2 separate regions of the Homo sapiens genome follow, and region 2 is linked to region 1. Evidence: read pairs that join two places in POLR2A ChIA-PET (ENCODE). Cell type or tissue: IMR-90. All regions are shown on one strand. Links, peaks and the distances in the headings refer to the core of each region. The heading gives the core; the rest is flanking DNA.

The links. Peaks named below come from ENCODE experiments on the same cell type or tissue, not always from the same donor. Only the 100,000 strongest peaks of a DNase experiment are listed, where the experiment ranks them.
Region 2: POLR2A ChIA-PET joins it to region 1 with 7 read pairs; 5 of 35 experiments call an interaction of 5 or more read pairs at or near these places.

The regions. Positions count from the first base shown.
Region 1 is chr5:149,044,170-149,048,557 of GRCh38, reverse strand. SH3TC2 (SH3 domain and tetratricopeptide repeats 2) reads left to right here. Exons shown (of 17, transcript NM_024577.4): 3 at 569-696; 4 at 3,920-4,025. Among named protein-coding and RNA genes, the nearest start is that of MIR584, 16 kb to the left of the region's middle. In IMR-90, for the core only: no CTCF peak of the experiment used is centred there; a DNase peak (open chromatin) is centred at 1,867.
Region 2 is chr5:149,092,934-149,097,321 of GRCh38, reverse strand. All of the region lies in intron 2 of SH3TC2-DT (SH3TC2 divergent transcript), which reads right to left. Among named protein-coding and RNA genes, the nearest start is that of SH3TC2-DT, 32 kb to the right of the region's middle. In IMR-90, for the core only: no CTCF peak of the experiment used is centred there; no DNase peak of the experiment used is centred there; H3K27me3 peaks cover 143 bases.

The sequences.
Region 1 (4,388 bases), core at 250-4,249:
TAGACTTTAATACATTAACTAATTACCCTGATAAACATTAATAATTGCAGTATCAGAAAAGACAGGTTAGAGAAAATGTGTTTATGTGTAATGTGTTCATGTTTATGTGTATGTGTTAATGTGTAATGCACAAAGTATATGTCTATTACATATGATAACTTTGACACATAAGTACATTTCCTTAAATATGGATAAAGTCCTATTGATTCTAAACTTTCACAAGTCATTCACAGGGAGTGATGTATGTCCTAGCTGGTCCTGTGTCAGCACCATTACATCAGTGCCAGGCAGTGTAGGAATAAACCCCGTACAAAGCAGAAATAAACAACGTGAGTGCATCAACTCCTGCGATTCCAGAGCCCTCCTGGGTTCAGTATGTGTTTTTCCTCAAGGGAGGACCATTTAAAGGAGTGCTCCGAGAAGTGTTAAGACCACTCTAATCTGTAACTAATGAGGACACCAGTTGAGGGTTCAGGTATACATGTAGGGGAAACTGTGGGCTAATCTAACTCTTTCTTCCTTTTTATTCTATTTTCAGCCTGATCCTTCTCTCTCTGTTCTCTTTAAGACCTGACACTCTCCTTCTGTGTAAAGAGCCGCTCCAGGAGGTGTGTAAATGGACCCCTACAGGAAGCTGCTCGGAGGCGGCTCTGGGCACTGGAGAATGAGGACCAGGAGGTGCGCATGCTGTTTAAGGTGAGCATGAAGGAAACAGGTGAATGCTGAGTACTGACTTGTGTCAGTCTGCTACAGGATCCCTAGCATCTAAGACAGCATCTGGAACAAAGTAGGTCCTCGGAAAAAACATCTAATAGGTAGACTGAATGAATGAAAGATTCCGTGCACATTCTCTGCACAGGAGTGGAGAGGAGTGGGCAGGAACTCTGAATGAGGCAACTTGGAGTTGCTGAGTCAGAGAAAATTTGGTTTCAAATATTCTATTAGTTGTGATCTTTGACAAGTTACTTAACCTATATAGAATGGGAGTTGTTATAATACCTACCTCATTAAGTATACTTTTTTTCTAATGCGGTAATTTCAAATTCTTTTTTTTTACTGTGATACAATATACATAACATAAAATTTTCCATTTTAATCATTTTTTAAGTGTATGATTCTCTATGACACTAAGTACATTCACAACCTATCCACCTCCAGAACTTTTTCATCATCTCAAACTGAAATTCCATATCTATTAAACAATAACTCCCATTATCCCCATGTCTCAGCTCCTGGTAACCGCTAAGTATATATTTTTAAAGTACCAAGATTGCCAATCAAAAAACAATACCTTATAAATACTTGGGTGAGAGGAGGAAAAAAACAATAAAGTAAATAAACCAATTTCTCATCTTTCATAGTAGGTAGATAATATCTTCATTTGTTAAAACCAAGGAAGAATGGTATGATCAAATTATTTACAGTTTAGGATGTATTAAGTAGGAGAACTAAAGTCAGAAATGGAAAAAAGTTGTTTCAACTAGAGGTAGGGAAAGGATAATATTACTTTACATAAACTAATATGTTCTAGTTACTTTTTACAGTTTCTGCATGAATCTGGTACAAACTGAAGGAGAAAAGTGTTCTAAATGTCATGCAGCAAAAAAAGATAATGTCTGGTTTTTCAGGGGGAAAACGAGATTGTATGAGTAGAGAGCTTGGCATTGTGTTTGGTGATATGTGTTCCATAAACAGTAGCTACATTTTTTTGAATTTTATTTTATTTTTTTTAATATCTGGAATTCAGGAACTGGGAGACACTGGCTGCTATTGGTACTGTAGATTTTCCTTTATTTTGAGTCTCATTTGGTATGGCAGGAGCAGGGTTGATTGAGAGAGCTGGTCTGCTGGGCTGAAGCTTGAGTCAGACATACTTGTGGGCTACAGTTGAGGCCTGGAGTCAGCTAGATCTGAAATCTAATCAAGGCTCCGCAGCTTACTCCCTGAAGGTGACCTTGGACAATTTACTTAACCTCTCTGTGCCTTGGCCCCCTTGAATATGCAACAGGGATAATGCCATTTTTCATTAGATCTAAGATGCCATTGATTATAAAATGCACTGTTATTTTATGTACTTCCAAGAAAGAAAACAAATGCTGCCAATTATGGTTGATGACATACTTCCTTATCTTTTAGTTCAGAAGTGGTTAAATGTGATAAAAGCACATTTTGGAATGGCCCAAATACTGTCATTGCATTCTCTTCATAGCGCTTTTGTGGGAGTTAAATGACATATTGCTCATAAAGCTCTGGGTGAAGTGCCAGGGATGTAGTAAATTCTCTGTAAGTTGATTTTTACCTAGCACCCCTTCCCTAATGATGGATCTGGGGCCTCCTGGGGTTTGGTATGGCAGAAGGAACCCCAGAGTTCTGATTTTACTGAACTGGGGCTTTTCTTCTGGATTCTTCTATCTTCTTCTTCCTCTAAGTTTCCCTCATGATAGAGCTCCTGGAGTTGGTACTGATGACAGGACCTGGCCTGGTGGAGGGATGTTCTGACCGTCACTTGTTACAGTCAACTCCGGAGGCTTGGACAAACAACAGATTTAAGGGAAAACTAAGTCTGGGCAGTGATTCAGACCTGCTTTTTTTTTAGGTATTATAAAAAAACCAGGCCGGGTGCGGTGGCTCACGCCTGTAATCCCAGCACTTTGGGAGGCCAAGGTGGGTGGATCATGAGGTCAAGAGATCGAGACCATCCTGGCCAACATGGTGAAACCCCATCTCTACTAAAATACAAAAAATTAGCCAAGCGTGGTGGCAGGTGCCTGTAGTCCCAGCTACTCGAGAGGCTGAGGCAGGGGAATCGCTTGAACCTGGGAGGCGGAGGTTGCAGTGAGCCGAGATTGCGCCACTGCACTGCACTCCAGCCTGGCGACAGAGCGAGACTCCGTCTAAAAAAACAAAACAAAAGAAAACAAAAAAACCCCCAAGAGGCTTATAGTCTTCCTGTCACTCTCCTTGTGAGCATGTAAATTGGAAAGCCTTCCTGGGGGACAGTTGGGTGACTGCATTTTAGGATTGAAAATGTGCATATCCTTGCATTTCCAATTGCACCTCTTAGAAATACATGTGTTAAAACAATTAAGAATGTGCACAAAGATTTAGCTATAAAGATGTTTATCACAGTACCATTTAGGATTTTAAAAAATGTAAAACAATCCAAACATGAAACCATAAGAAAATGATAATAATTCATTATGTTAATGCAACAATGGCACATGTAACCATTAAGAATGGTGTAAACTTTGTGATGACATAGAAGATGCTTTGCAAAATATTGCTTAGCAGCAAAAGAAGATTGCAAAATAATTTATGCAATGTGATTCTATATATGTGAAATAGTTATATGGAAACTTGTGTAGGAAAAAAGATGCAAATTTATTACATGAAGATGTTAACACTGATGATCTTTAGGAGTAGGGACTAGGGATGATTATTTTTGTGTGTTTTGGTTTTTCTGTTTTCAGCTTTGTATTAATAAAAATAATCATTAGACATAGACTCATAATCAAATTTGCTTTCAAGATGCCTTCTATGAATCAGCGTCCTTTATCCTCCCACATACACTTTTTTTTTTAAACACAAAAAGTAGCATTCTTTGCCCATAGTTCTATTCCCTGGCTTCTTTTGCTGCTGCCGCTGTATAGCAGTATTATATCTGGAGCCTATATCAGTACACAAAGAGCTTCTTTCTTCTTTTCTGTGGCTGCATAATACAATATTTCACTTTATGGATAAATTGTACTCCATTTTAACCAATCTCTTATTGATGAATATTTAAGTTGTTTCCATTTTTTGGTGACGTAAAAATCAATGCCATAATCAAGAAGTTCATACAGAGTATTTGGTCTATATAAGAGCTTGCTAATGGGACACTTCTGTCATCCCAGGCTGACTCATTGTTTCCTTTACGTAGGACCTCTCAGCAAGGTTGGTCAGTATCCAGTCTCAGAGGGCCCAGTTTCTCATCACCTTCAAGACCATGGAGGAAATCTGGAAGTTCTCCACCTACCTTAATTTAGGTATGGTACAAGGCAAGCAGGTGGAGGATGACCTCCTCCACAATTTAGCCAATTTGTAGGGCTTGACATGAAGGAATTGGCCTGGCTCTGGTAATTAAGAGAAATAGAGCCTTAAAAAAGATGGTTAACTTTTGAAATTTCACAAAGTGCCTCAAACTAAATCTAAGGCAAATATTAACTATTATTCTAAAATGCCGTATGAAGAAGTTTGCTTTTTTGTGTCCAGGGAGATCTTTTTTTATTAGATAACCAATCAATTGGAAAACAGTTATTGGTCATCTACTAAGTTCAAAGTACTGAAATAGATGTGAACTTGGTGCTAGTGTGTGTGTTTTAAACTATAGGGAACTAATCTTGAGTAAG
Region 2 (4,388 bases), core at 322-4,321, 49 kb before region 1:
TTCTAGCTTGTAGGGTTTTTGCTGATAAATCTGTTGTTTATCTGATAGATTTTCCTTAATAGGTTACCTAATGCTTTTGCCTTACAGCTCTTAAGATTTGTTTTTTTTGTCTTGACTTTAGATAACCTGATGACTATGTGTTTAGGTGATGACCTTTATTCTTATTATTACTATTATTATTATTATTTATTATTATTATTTTTGAAGACAGCGTCTTGCTCTGTCACCCAGGCTGGAGTGCAGTGGTGTGATCTTGGCTCACTGCAACTTCTGCCTCCCAGGTTCAAGCGATTCTTATGCCTCAGCCTCCCTAGTAGCTAGGATTACAGATGTGCACCACCATGCATGGCTGATTTTTGTATTTTTAATAGGGATGGGGTTTCACCATGTTAGCCAGGCTAGTCTTGAACTCCTGAGCTCAGGTGATACACCTGCCTGGGCCTCCCCAAATGCTGGGATTACAGGCATGAGCCACTGCCCCTGGCCTAGGTGATAATCTTTTTGTGATGAATTTTTTGAGTGTTCTTTGAGCTTCTTTTATTTAAATGTCTAGGTCTCTAGCAAGGCCAGGGAAGTTTTCTTCAATTATTCCCTCAAATAAGTTTTCCAAACTTTTAGATTTCTCTTCTTACTCAGGGAAACCAATTATTCTTAAGTTTGGTCATTTCACATAATCCCCAACTTCTTGGAGGCTTTGTTCATTTTTACTTATTCTTTTTTCTTTGTCTTTGTTGGATTGGGTTAATTTGAAAGCCTTGTCTTTGAGCTCTGAAGTTTTTTCTCCTACTTTTTCTAGTCTATTGTTGAAACTTTCCAATGTATTTTGTATTTCTCTAAGTGTGTCTTTCATTTCCAGAAGTTGTAATTGCTTTTTGTTTATGATGTCTATTTCTCTGAAAGCATTGTGGTTCATATCCTGTATTATTTTTAAAATTTATTTAAGTTGGTTTTCACTTTTCTCTGGTGCCTACTTGTGTAACTTAATAATCAACTTTCTGAATTCTTTTTCTAGCAATTCAAAGATTTCTTCTTTGTTTGGATTCATTGCTGTTGAGCTAGTGTGATCTTTTGGGGGTGTTAAACTTGTTTTGTCATATTACCAGAATTGTTTTTCTGGTTCCTTCTCATTTGGGTGGACCATGTCAGAGGAAAGATCTGGGGCTCAAGGTCTGCTGTTCAGATTCTTTTGTCCTAGGGGGTGATGCCTTGATGTGGTGCTTTCCCCCTTCCCTTAGGGATGGGGCTTCTTGAGAGCTGGACTGCAGTGACTACTATTGCTTTTCTGGGTCTAGCCACCCAGTGGAGCTACCAGGCTCTGGGCAGGTGCTAGGGTGTGTCTGCAAAGAGTCCTGTGATGTGATCTATCTTCAGATCTCCCAGCCATGGAGACCAGCACCTGCTCTGGTGGAAGTAGTAGGGGAGTAAGTGGATTCTGTGATGGTCCTTGGTTGTAGTTTTGTTTAGTGCACTTTTTTTTTTTTTTTTTGTATGCTGGTTATGCTAGCAGTAAAGTTGTAATGTGGACAGACTCAAGACCTCTGGGTAGCCAGGATGTTTTAGGTGGTGGAATTGGCTGTTGTCTTCTCCTTCCTTGGAGTAGGGTTGTTCTGTTATGGGTTGCTGTAATGGCTTGAGTTGATTGGTTTCCAGCCAGGAGGTGGCACTTTCAAGAGAGCACCAGCTGTGCTAGTAGAAGGAGGATACGAACTTGTCCTAAGGTCACCTGGATAAGTATTGGGTTTCTCTGGTGATGGTTGGGGCCATGGAGCTCCCATAAGCTTATGTCTTTTGTCTTTGACTACCAGGGTGGGTAGAGAAAGACCATAAGGTTGGGGCAGGGTTAGGTGTGTCTGAGTGCAGACTCTTTTTGGGCAGGGCTTGCCATGGCCACTGTGGGGGATGGGAGTGTATTTTTCAGGCCAATGGAGTTATGTTCCAAGGGGGATTATGGCTGCCTCTGTTGCTTTGTACAGTTGGCCAAGAAAGTGGGGGAAAGCTGGCAGTGACAGGCCTCACCCAGCTCCTGTGCAGACAGCAAGGCCAGTCTCACTCCCGCCATGCTCTCCATAGAGCTAAATTTATATCCAGGCCTCTGGTGTGCAGGGCTGAGATCTTGCCTCAGGCTACAAGCCTCCTTGCTGAGAAAGCAAGCAGGTCTTTCAGGTCTTGACTCTCCCTGCCTGCCATGGCTTCTGTGCTCCTCTCTACACTTTCTGTTCACCCTGCTAGCCCACAGATGCTGCCCAAGAAAATTCGCACTTTGTTGAAATTATTACATAGTTCAGCTGGAAGCCTCCTTTACCCTGTGGCCCTTCCCTAATTCCACTGTCTGCCTTCCCCCAAGGACCCCTGTGAGATAAATTCAGAAATGGCTTCCTTGGGGACTGGGAGTGCCTACAGGCTCTTCCTGCTGCTTCTTCTACTTTTTTATTTCACTTGGCTCTCTAAATTTGCTTCAGCTCTAGGTAAGGTTAAATCCTTCTTCAATGATCTGTGTTTTCAGGTTCCCCAGTAAGGATGTGTGTTTGGAGGCAGACTTTCTCCTCTCACAGTTTGCAGCAGCAAGCTGCTTCCTTCAAAGGGTCTGTGAATTATTTTGGTTTTCCTGGTTGTTCTTTTGGTGGTTCTTGGAGCAAACATTCACTGTGTAAGTCTCCACATGCTGCTCTGCCAATCCAAGTAGGAACTGCAAGTTAGTCCTTCCTCCTAGCTGCCATTTTCCCTCCTACTCTAACATCATTATTTTGAGTATTTTATCTGGGATTTCATAGATTTCCTTTTGACTGAACTCTATTGCTGGAGAATTACTGTGTTCTCTTGGAGGTGTCATATTCTCTTGCTTTTTCATGTTTCATATGTTTTTACATTGATGTCTATGCATCTGGTGTAACAGTTGTTTCTTTCAATTTTTGAAATTTGCTTTCATAGGGGAGGGTACTTTTTTGAAGATGTATCTATGGTGTTGGTTGGGTCGGGCACTTTGCCATTGATTTTGGATGTGTGCAGCAGTGTGGTCTCCATATGATTTCTTCAGCTGTAAACATCGTCAGTGGTGTCTGTGATTTCCTGAGTGGCTTAGGGTGCAATTGTTAGTGGAGTGGAGACTGTGGCAAAGTTTTGCTGGATACAGCAATGCCAGGTGGTCCTATCTTCAGACCTCTGTGGTGGCAGCAGTGGGCTGAGCATGCCTGCCCTTGGGCTCCAGGGTGGCATATATTGGCACTGGTTTCAGTGGTTCCAGGCAGTCCAATTCTTGGATCCCCAGGTGGCTTTCTCAGGTGCTGGTAGTAGCAGAGTTGGGCTAGGCAAGCGGGTGGGTTTTCAGGCCCCTGGGCAATGGTCATGGCATGGATGATTGTAGTAGCAGTAGATGGACTAATCTCTGGGTCCTACATGGTCTGTACTTGTGTTGACAGTGGCTGTGATGTGCTGGGTGGGCCAGTCCGTAGGCCTATAGGTGTGTGCCCACTGTGGTGGTAATGGCAGGTTGGGTGGGCTTGAACTCAAGCTTCCAGGAGGAGTGCTCAGGTGCCAACAATGGTGGACTGGGCTGGGTGGTCCCCAGGTCTCTGGACCACATGCTCTGGTACTGGTGGTGGGGGAGCAGAGCAAGGCTGGGCAAACTGGTCCTTAGTCCTCCCAGGGGTACTTGCAGGTACTAGCTGTGGTAGGCAGAGGCAGGGTGAGCCTTAGGCCCACTGGTAGCATGTGTGGGTGAGTATCAACTGCAGTGGCAGTGGCAGGCCGAATGAGCCTCACCTCAGGCCCCTGGGAGAAGGGCTCAAGTGCCAATGGTGATGGACTGGACTAAGCAGTCTCCAGGTCCCTGCACTGTGTGCTCTGGCACTAGGAGGTTTGGGTGGTGGAGTGAGCCACGCAATTGTGTCCTTTAGGTCTGCTAGTGGGGCTTGCAGGTGCTGGCTATGGTTGGCAGGGGTGGGGTGATCTCCAGGCCCAAGGCAGAATGTTCAGGTGGGGACTGCAGTGGCTGCACTCCAGGCCTGCTCAGGGCTTGTGGGAAGGGCAGGGTTGCTTTTAGTGGCAGGAGCCATATGCAGGTGGCTGGGGAGTATGCATTTTGCTCATGCTTGAATCCTGGCAGTGGCAGCCATAAGCAGCTGTTGAGGGTAGGGGGGTTTGTCATTGCGATGCATGAAAATATGCAGTGGCTTCATTGTGGGGGGCAGTGGGGTTTTGCTAATGGCTTACTCTTCTGCCTTGGAGTCTGTGGTCTCTTGGAAGCTGGGCTCTCAATATGGCATTTTGCTGTAGCTGCTTAGGGCTTGGGGTGTGTGGGGCCCAGCATGAGCTCTCTTTCTGGAACAATGCCTTTGATCTTCAGGCAGCTTTTGATATTAGTCTTGAAGACTGCAAGGGTCTAGGGCTTT